Regions from separate parts of the Homo sapiens genome. Here region 1 is linked to region 2. A link is a contact called in ENCODE Hi-C or POLR2A ChIA-PET data. All regions are on one chromosome and are shown on one strand. The core of a region is the stretch at or near the end of the contact, and the rest is flanking DNA. Distances in the headings are between cores, read along the strand shown. Region 1 overlaps FLNB (filamin B). Region 2 has its middle 56 kb from the start of FLNB.

What was found. A loop is a pair of places that touch in the nucleus more often than their neighbours do. ChIA-PET counts read pairs that join two places held with the same protein, here RNA polymerase II (POLR2A). Pooled maps may share reads with other maps.
Region 1: a loop to region 2 is called in a map of chondrocyte, with 1.9 times the contacts of the local background. The contact joins two enhancer-like sites. A Hi-C loop is called at or near these places in 1 of 168 maps with a recorded cell type or tissue (chondrocyte) and 3 of 50 pooled maps. POLR2A ChIA-PET finds 5 or more read pairs at or near these places in 6 of 52 experiments (BJ, HCT116, HEK293T and 3 more).

What each region holds. Positions count from the first base shown.
Region 1 is chr3:58,063,826-58,068,786 of GRCh38, reverse strand. All of the region lies in intron 1 of FLNB (filamin B), which reads right to left. Among named protein-coding and RNA genes, the nearest start is that of FLNB, 58 kb to the right of the region's middle. RefSeq lists an enhancer at 2,484-3,361. Within about 2 kb of position 1,671, at least 3 of the 41 ENCODE cell types and tissues checked have a DNase peak (open chromatin) inside an H3K27ac peak, as active enhancers do.
Region 2 is chr3:57,950,007-57,954,780 of GRCh38, reverse strand. No RefSeq gene overlaps it. Among named protein-coding and RNA genes, the nearest start is that of FLNB, 56 kb to the left of the region's middle. Within about 2 kb of position 3,185, at least 31 of the 41 ENCODE cell types and tissues checked have a DNase peak (open chromatin) inside an H3K27ac peak, as active enhancers do.

The sequences.
Region 1 (4,961 bases), core at 422-2,921, 120 kb before region 2:
AGCAGCAGCAGCAGCAGCCTGTGAAGAGCTGCTGCAAGACCACCCCACATTGAAGAGCTCAGATCTCCTGCATCCAGACCCCAGGCCAGCAGGACCTGGTGCCCACTGACAGCCCAGGTCAGCTTTGCAGTTTCTCTCCATCCTTGCCTGTTTTCTGAGCCCAAACAAACCATGGCTGAATTGTAGGCTTCAGCTGTCCAAACAAAAGGGCATTCTGAACCAAAGCGGGGACAGCTGACAGCTCTCCTCAGTTCCTCAGTCAAAACCTAGCCAGATGCAACCCATCTCCCCAGACAGCAGGTTAAGGAGGACCATGTCGGTCAGCTGCCCAGGACCAGTGTCCCATTTTCAAGTCCCATATCCCTTCCATCCACACAGCCAATGAACTGTGCACTTTGGCTCAGGTACCCCAGAGGCCCCTGGGTAGGATGAAGGGGACCAAGCTGGCTTATCTCCTCCTGCTCAGGGCTTTTCTCCAGGGCCTTGATCCAATAAAAGGCTGCATGCCAACAAGGCAGACTTAAGGCCCTGATAACTGATGCCTATCTGTGGCCTTTGTCCCCTTCTCCCTCCCAGGCATGCAACTTCCACCTAGATGGTCAGTCAGCCTCCCCTGGAAGTCAGTGCTGTGCCTGTCTTTCAAATAAGCAACAAATGATATGAAATGAGCCACGGCTTCAGGACCTGAACAGTGGGCATGCCTGCTCCATGCACTCTTTCCCCGATTGCCAGCCAGGAGCCCAGACAGCGCAGTCACCTGGCTTTGGCCTGCACTAGGAGAGGCACAGCAAGGTGAGGGAAGGAACCTGGGTCCCAGTATCAGATGCCCTGCCAACCTGAAGACCGAAAAAACCCACACTCTACATGCTTTCCACAACTGTTTTTGTTGTTATTGTTTTTAAGAAAACCTCTGGCCAGGCGTGGTGGCTCACGCCTGTAATCCCAGCACTTTGGGAGGCGGAGGTGGGCGGATCACGAGGTCAGAGATCCAGACACCCCGTCTCTATTAAAAAATGCAAAAAATTAGCCGGGCGTGATGGTGGGCGCCTGTAACCCCAGCTACTCAGGAGGCTGAGGCAGGAGAATGGCGTGAACCTGGGAGGCGGAGCTTGCAGTGAGCCAAGATCATGCCACTGCACTCCAGCCTGGGCGACAGAGCGAGATTCTGTCCCAAAAAAAAAACAAAAAAAAAACAAAAAAACAAACAAAAAAAACCTCTTTGTTACAGTGGTTAAACTATAATGTGGGGATGTTCTGGGCTTTGGAAGACCAGAAGTCTCATGGGCCTATCTCAATTGGTAAGAGAAAACATAAACCACAGTAAAATACAAGTAGACAAGGGGGCCGAAGTTGGCTGGATTTCCAATTCTCTTTCTTGCTCATGAACTACTCAAAGATCACAAAGAAGCTGTTTGAATTAATTTTTATCCATCACTGTGTCAAGGGTTCAGTTAATATAAAGTTGACTTGGCAGGTCTTTTCATGTTAGTAGTTTTTCAAGAGATGATACAGTAGATCAGGAGCACCAAGTGGTGCTAGTACACTGTGTTGAGAAGGATTCTGAGGCCACATCTGGATTCAGCAAAAAAAAAAAAGACTGCTAAAATGCATTAGAAATGTCTTCCGTGAACAGGGCATGGAGAATGGAGGCAGTGAAGATTAGCAATGCCTGCCCTGGGCATGGCATGGGGGAGTCGTGGCCAGGATTTCTCTGCAACAGAACTGAGTAAACATTCCCTAATCCCTGATTTGAGATTTCTACTATAGGCCCATAACACATTCCTTATGCATAACCTCAGACTTCAAATTCCCTATTTTGCCAACTATTCCTTCTGTTCTCTCTCACTTGCTGGACAATTTTTGCCTCAAATAGTTGGAACGAATCACTTCATAAATACCTTATTGTTATTTTGGGATAGAGAGTTTGGTGAACTTTCAGCTCATAGTATCTATGATGGTGTACTGCTTCATAAATTATCCCAAACACCCTATTTCTGGTTAACAGGAATCACTGTATTTAAAAGTTCCATTTTCATCACCCAATGCCTTTATTTTCAATGCCACTTTTGAAAAGGTAAAATTTTGAGAATTACTTAATATCCAACAACAAAGCCACACTGGACTAAATAAATGATCAATGAGACAGGTCTGCTAAAGGGCCTAGGATACAGTAACTATCTTACCACTTTCTAGCACTGGGAAATCCTTTAAAAGTCAAAACGAGGATTCCAACCTCTTGTTAGAAAGGTCGAAGAAGGGAAACAAAAAAGCAGGGCTTGATGGCTTATGCCTGTAATCCCAGCATTTTGGGAGGCCAAGGCAGATGAATCACCTGAGGTCAGGAGTTCGAGACCAGCCTGGTGAACACGGTGAAACCCGTCTCTACTAAAAATACAAAAATTGGTCAGGCATGGTGGCGGGCGCCTGTAATCCCAGCTACTCAGAAGGCCGAGGCAGGAGAATAGCTTGAACCCAGGAGGTAGAGGTTGTGGTGAGCCGAGATTTCGCCATTGCACTCTTGTTGCCACTGGGCAACAAGAGCAAAACTCTGTCTCAAAAAAAAAAAAAAGAAAAAAAGAAAAAAGAAAACTTAAAGAAGAAGAAAAAAAGTATAGACACTCCAAAATGGTCAAAGCAATTGCGTTCTAAACTAAGTTTTAAACCTCAAAGCAACAGGTTGCTATACAAACTCATTCTGTTGCTGCCACACAGTTCTCCTGGACAACTGACAGTTCAAGGCCCCCAAGGACGCCTGGGCATGAGCAGAAGTGGAGGAGCTCAGAGCCCAGCCCCCAAGAGGCTCAGGTTAAAGCCCAGCATGAGCTCTGGAGGCCTCAGCCTGATGGCAGTCTGTGTCTCGCTCACAGCTTCCAGCTACAACTGCTCGGCAAACATTTCCAGCTGAAATAATAAATGCTGGCTGTGAATGGAGGTCCTCGTGACCCTTTGACTCCAGCTCAGTTTGTCATGTGGTGAGGCCACCTCACCTGAAACACAGCCCATGCTCCTGTGAGCTCAGTCTGGCCCACCCTGGGGCTGTGCACCCCACAGGGAATCCCTCGAGGAAAAGAGTGATGGGTGAAGGCAGGAGGAACCATGCCAGGGAAAGACTCCTAAACATCTCTTCTCCTTAGATCCACAGCAACCAAAATACAATGGCAGCTCGCTCTCTTCCAGCCCCCTCTCCTGGGCCAGACCCTGTGCCACTTGCATCACCTTGTGCAATCCTCACAATGACCCTGTGAGGGTGGCTTTTAGGGTTAATCCCATTTTACAGATGACATAACAGAGGCCCACAGAGGTGAAGCCAACTGCCAAAAGTGACACAGGGGGAGAATCTAGATGGAAACTCACTTCTCTCTGTTATCAAAGCCCAAACTCCTACTCTTGCTACTTCGCTGAATCTACATCATCTCATAACAACTTGATGAGGTGAGTTCAGTTATGACTCCCATTTTGGAGATGAGGAGACAGTGCACAGAAGTGATCCACACACATGCTGTGCTTGGGAGGTAAGCCAGGCTTCTCTGCCCACCAGGGCAGGGCCTCTGAATTTCCACCTGACTCAGTCATTCCCATGATGCCTGCGCTGCCGAGGCTCTCGGGAAAAACATGGTGGACAGGCAGCGTATGAACCATATAAACACAGGGCACAGAAGCACACAGAGCACAGTCCCCTTGTCTCAGCCATGACTGACTCGGCCTCTACCACACCCTGAGAACTGGGGAATTTTTTTTTTGAGACAGGGTCCGGGGTCTTGCTCTGTCACCCAAGCTGGAGTGCAGTGGCACGATCACAGCTCACTGCAGTATCGACCTCCAAGTCTCAAGCAATCCTCCTACCTCAGCTTTCTAAGTAGCTGGGACTACAGACACCTGCCACCACGCCTAGCCAGTGTGTGTGTGTCTGTGTGTCTGTGTGGTGTGTGTGTGGCGGGGGGAGACAAGGTTTTGCCATGTTGCCCAGGCTAGTCTTGAACTCCTGAACTCAAGCAATCTGCCCACATTGGCCTCTCAAAGTGCTGGGATTACAGGCATGAGCCACTGCACCTGGCTGGAACTGGGGATTCTAATGATAATGGACTGTCCCTCCATTCAAGAGGTCCCCTATGCATGCCGCACTGCTTGGCACAGAGCTATTCTCAGGTAACTCCTTGAGGGAATCAGGGAACTTGAGAGAAGATGCAGCTCTGCTCTTATTTACCCAAACCTATCAGCCTGTGTGTTTTCCAGAAAACAGGAATTAGAGTTACTCACATACTACTTGAAGATTCAATTTGCTCTATTTTTCTTTTCTCATATTCAATAAATATTTCCTAACTGCCAGCCAGGTGCTGTGGCTCATGCCTATAATGCCAGCACTTTAGGAGGCCAAGGCAGGTAGATCACCTGAAATCAGGAGTTTGAAACCAGCCTGGCGAAACTCAGGAGTTTGAGACCAGCCATGGTGAAACCCCATCTCTACTAAAAATACGAAAATTAGTTGGGCGTGGTGGTGAGTGCCTGTAGTTCCAGCTATTTGGGAGGCTGAGGCAGGAGAATTGCTTGAACCCGGGAGGTGGAGGTTGCAGTAAGCCAAGATCGCACCACTGCACTCCAGCCTAGGTGACAAGAGTGAAACTTCGTCTCAAAAAATATACACATATTTTCTAACTGCCTACTGAGCTCCCAGCTCTGTGCTGAATACCAATTATACTTTTAAATGAGAAAGTTAAATTGGCTTGAAATGACTCTACAAAGAGATAATGGCGTTATTATAATGAAAACTGGTGTCTCCACAGGGCAAGACATTGAGGACCTTTTAAAGGAAGAAAAAAAAAACCTTTTGGCTTTTTGTCCCTCATATTAGGCTATGTTTCCTGGGAGTTTTTTCCCCTTTTATAATAAAAAGTTAATAATAATAATAAATAGGATAGGTATTTATCCTTTAATTGCAAACTTACAAAAGTTGAGCTTTGTTA
Region 2 (4,774 bases), core at 1,936-4,435:
TTGCCATATTGCCCAGGCTGGTCTGAAACTCCTGGGCTCAAGTGATCCACCCGCCTCAGCCTCCCAAAGTTCTGGGATTACAAGTTCAATCCACTGTGCCCCAACTATATACGTTTTAAGTAGCTTTATTGAAGAATCATTTGCATGCCATACGATTCACCCATAATAAGTGTATTGTTCAACAAGTTTTAGTAAATTTACACACTAGTGCAACCACCACTACAAACTAGTTTTCAAACATGTCCATTTTGTCATTTGCCCATCTGCAGTCAACCCCAGCTCCAGGCAAACAATGGTCTGCTTTTTGTCTCCATAATTATGCCTTTCCTAGAAATCTCCACTCCCTTAAAGAAAAGCAAAAGCAACAAAACAAAACAAAACAGAAAGATGGCCAGGTGTGGTGGCTCACACCTGTAATCCCAGCACTTTGGGAGGCCAATGTGAGCAGATCACCTGACGTTAGGAGTTTGAGACCAGCCTGGACAACATGGTGAAACCCCACCTCTACAAAAATACAAAAATTAGCCAAGCGTGATGGTGGGCGCCTGTAATTCCAGCTACTCAGGAGGCTGAGGCAGAATAATTGCCTGAGCCCTGGAGGTGGAGGTTGCAGTGAGCGGAGATGGTGCTGCTGTGGTCCAGCCTGGGTGACAGAGCAAGACTGTCTCAAAAAAATAAAGATAAAAAAATAAGTAAAACATACATATACAGTTATGTGCCATATAACAATGTTTCAGGCCGGGCACGGTGGCTCATGCCTGTAATCCCAGCACTTTGGGAGGCCGAGGCAGGTGGATCACTTGAGGCCAGGAGTTCAAGACCAGCCTGGCCAACACGGTGAAACCCCGTGGAGACTTCATCAAAACAAAACAAAACAAAACAAAAAACAAAAAGAAGCCTTGTTCTCTTCCAGGCCTGAAAAGGGGAAGACTCAAAGTCAGGGAGGGTGTGTCTGAAAAGGGGCCTAGAGAGTCCGGGCCTGACCCCTCCTGGTTCAACGCAGAGCACTCTCAGATGCACTTAGGGTCAGGCTTGGGCAGGGAATGGCTGCAGCGGTCCCACCAGCCTCTACCTTTATTCTACAGACAATAATGTCAAAAGCAGCTGCAGCAGCAGCAACAGTCACCACTCAGGGCCTGGCCTGGCCTGGCCAGGCCATGTGCGGTCCACCTGAGAATGGAGAAGTCTGGACGCAGATGACAGGAGCCCCTCGCTTCCCAAAGATCAACGTGCAAGGCACTTCCTAAGTGCTGACAGTCTTGCTCCACCCAGCAGGGATGTGGAAGGCCAGACCTGGTGTCTGCTTAGGCCTCTAACCTCAGGGAGGCCTTCTGTTTCTCACCAAGCCAGCTCTAGTTCTAGCTGGAAAGGCTGTTGTTCCCAACTTTTGTTTCTGGGCCTCTAACTGCCCTGTCAAGCTTACCCTGGGTTATGAGTGTTCATAAAGGAAACTGCCACCTGCGTCAACTCAAAAGTGACTGAGAAATTACCTTCCAAACTAGACCCAGGATGAGGAGCTAGGAAAGAGCTCATTCACAAAAGCAGGGCAAGTTGGGAAGTGGGGACAGGAAGCAGGGCTGGCCTCTGCCTACAAGTCACCTGGGCATGTGACCATCAGAGAGGCTTCCTTTATCCTAATCAGGAACTGCCCTTGCCCTGTTTTCTGGGGACTGGAAATTTTCCAGCGTGTCCATCAGGAACAGCCTATCTCACCAAAAAAGCGGCAAAGCTGTGTCTGCAGGTGAGAGTGATTCGGATAATCATCATCATCGTCAGCAGGAAACATTTATTCAGAGCTTCCCATATGCTGCTCTAAGCACTCTCTGATAGGCTGTGTACCATTATCACCCCCATTTCACAGATGAGGTAACTGAGGCCCAGAGAGGTGAAGAAATGTCAGGAGTCACACACAGTGGCGGACAGAATTGGGAACTGAATCCTGGAAGTTGATTCCAAGGTCTCTCTTTATACCCTACATGGTACTGACTTCGGAGGTGGAGATGCCCTGTCTTTCACTGAGCCTTCACTGGCTGACACTGAATCCCAGAATGCTGGGGACAGATCAAAGCTGACATCAACGTTGCCTGTTGCTCTGTTCTTTCCAGCACCCCAAATGCCCCTATCAAGCCAGGGGTCTGTGGTGCTGAGTAATGAGAAATGAGTTTGGTAATGTAGGTGTTAAAAGTTGAGTTGTGTCCCCAGCAAAAAGATATGTTTAAGTCCTAATTCCCCAGTACCTGAGAATGTGACTTTATTTGGAAATAGAGACTTTGCAGATGTAATCAAGTTAAAATGAGGTCATACTAGATTAAGATGGCTCTAAATCCAATCACTGGTGTCCTTATAAGGAGAGAGTTGGAGCCTACAGATACACAAGGAAGATGGCCATGTGACCACAGAGGCGGAGACTGGAGTGATGCTGCTGCAGGCCAAGAATGCCGAGGACTGCCCGCAACCATCAGGAGCTGGGGGAGAGGCATGGACAGATTCCCTCCAGTGCCTCTCAGAGGAGCCAGCCTTTCCGACACCTTGATTTTGGACTTCTGTCCTCATGAACTGCAGAAGAATGGATTTCTGCTGTTCTAAGCCACTTAGTTGGCGGTAATTTCTTATGGCAGCCCTAGCAAACTAAAAGAGCCACTTTTTCAAATCATCTCTTAAACCAGCTTTGTCCTTTTGTTGGTTTCCTTGTTAATGAATTAAATCAATCTTTGACATGTGGTCACTCTATACTTGTATGAGACCCCTTCTGAAAATTATACTTTGCTGTAGCGCAGACCCAGAGCTACTATTTCAGTTTACTCTGCCAATTTGCTGGCAAGCAACGTCCTCCACCAGCCATGCATCTGTCCTAGGCACTGGGAAAATCCAGGCTGAGCCCCCAGCTCCCCCTGGATGGTGGTCCAACCAGAGCTTGGCAGGAGCAAAGAGCTTTCGCAGCTTGGGCTGTTTTTAGCAGCTGGAGGGGCAGAGGCAGCCTGGCAACAGAAAGCTGAGAGGTGGAGGGCAAGGGGAAGTGTGACCTTTTCAAACCTAGCCACATTCGAGGAGTGGAGCAGAGAAAATACTCGTAAATCCATATCTGACATGCTGGGTGCTGAGGCTCAGTGACATGAAGCAGGCGGCCAAACAGCCCACTGAGGACAGTGAGGTCATCTTGAGGCTGAGTCACTCAGATTGGCAGAGCAGTGTGTGCATGGAGGAAGTCAGTTTCCTTTGCACCAGACAGAGCGGGATTCGCAGGGTGGGCCTCAGAGCCCGGGCCTCAGCCCTTTTGCCCTTTGATTCCCCAGGCTTCTGGGAGGAGGCTTAGGTTCCAACCTGGCTCCTTTCTCAGGACAGCTTTAGAACTGAGGCATGTGGTGAGAAGAGGGGAGCGGGGGCTCAGCAGCTGAGTTTGAACCTCCTCTCCTTCACTTACTGAACTGCATGATCAGGAACACCAATCTGACCTTCAGTTTCCTTCCTTGCAAAATTACTCCTTTTCCATAAGTGGTAATTTTATTTGGGCTTATCATTCTCATGAGGCCTCCATGGGGTCAGGGATGAGAAAGCACAGGGTCTAGCAAGAAACTGGCACATAAACATTAAAAAAAAATTTCCTCATCTTCAAATGTGACTCCCTTGGCTTTTTTGAGGAAATCATTCTGAGCAGGAGAGTGGAATGCAAAAGCAATTTAAATAATTTTTTTCCAAAAGTGGAAAATATCTTTTTTTTTTTTCCTCTGTCTCACTCTGTTCACCACAATACAATCTCCACCTCCAGGTTCAAGCGATTCTCCTGCCTCAGCCTCCTGAGTAGCTGGGATTACAGGTGCCCACCACCACAACCAGCTAATTTTTGTATTTTTAGTAGAGACGAAGTTTCACCATGTTGGCCAGGCTGGTCTCGAATTCCTGACCTCAGGTGATCCACCCGCCTCAGCCTCCCAAAGTGCTGGGATTACAGGCGTGAGCCACTATGCTCAGCTGAAAATATCTTTTAATTTAAAAAGTTACTTCATTCTGTCAATTCGAAGACGCACATTTTTTTCACATTTCAACATCTCAAAAATGCAGATGTGTCTAATAGATGACACATTGTAGCAGTTTGCTTTCAGGGGAGTACAGAAAATAATTGTCTTTCAATCAATGGCATCTTAGACTCAGGAAATGTGGTCTAAAAGGGATATATGTTCATTGTGTAAAGTTTTTCTAATTATTATTATTATTTTATTTTTGAGACAAGGTCTCCCTCTGTTGCCCAGGCTGGAGTGTAGTGGCCTGATCACAGGTCACTGAAATCTCAACTTCCCCAGCTCAAGCAATCCTCTCGCCTCAGCCTCCTGAGTAGCTGGGGCCACAGGTGCACATCACCATGCCCAGTTAATTAAAAAAAATTTTTTTTTTGTAGAGACGAGGCCTGTGTTGTCCAGGCAGATCTTAAACTCCTGAGCTCAACTGATCCTCCTGCCTCAGCCTCCCAAAGTGGGGATTACAGGCGTGAGCCACGGCACCCAGCACCGTATAAAGTTTAGACACACAGAAGTATACATAATAAAGACTCCCTGAGTTCAGCTCTCCAGAGAATACCACCACCCTAGAGAAAGTCCACTTTGTGTGCAAGAGCATGCTTCTGTTTTTGTTCTAATTGCCCAGAAACTCTCCTCAGACCAGTCACCCACACCTTCTCCTATTTCTGAGAGCCAAATTAATGCTCAACTAAGGATAGCAACACATTATAAATTAGGATTTCATGATTAGTCACTTTCCCCACCCCCAGCCCACGTGGCTG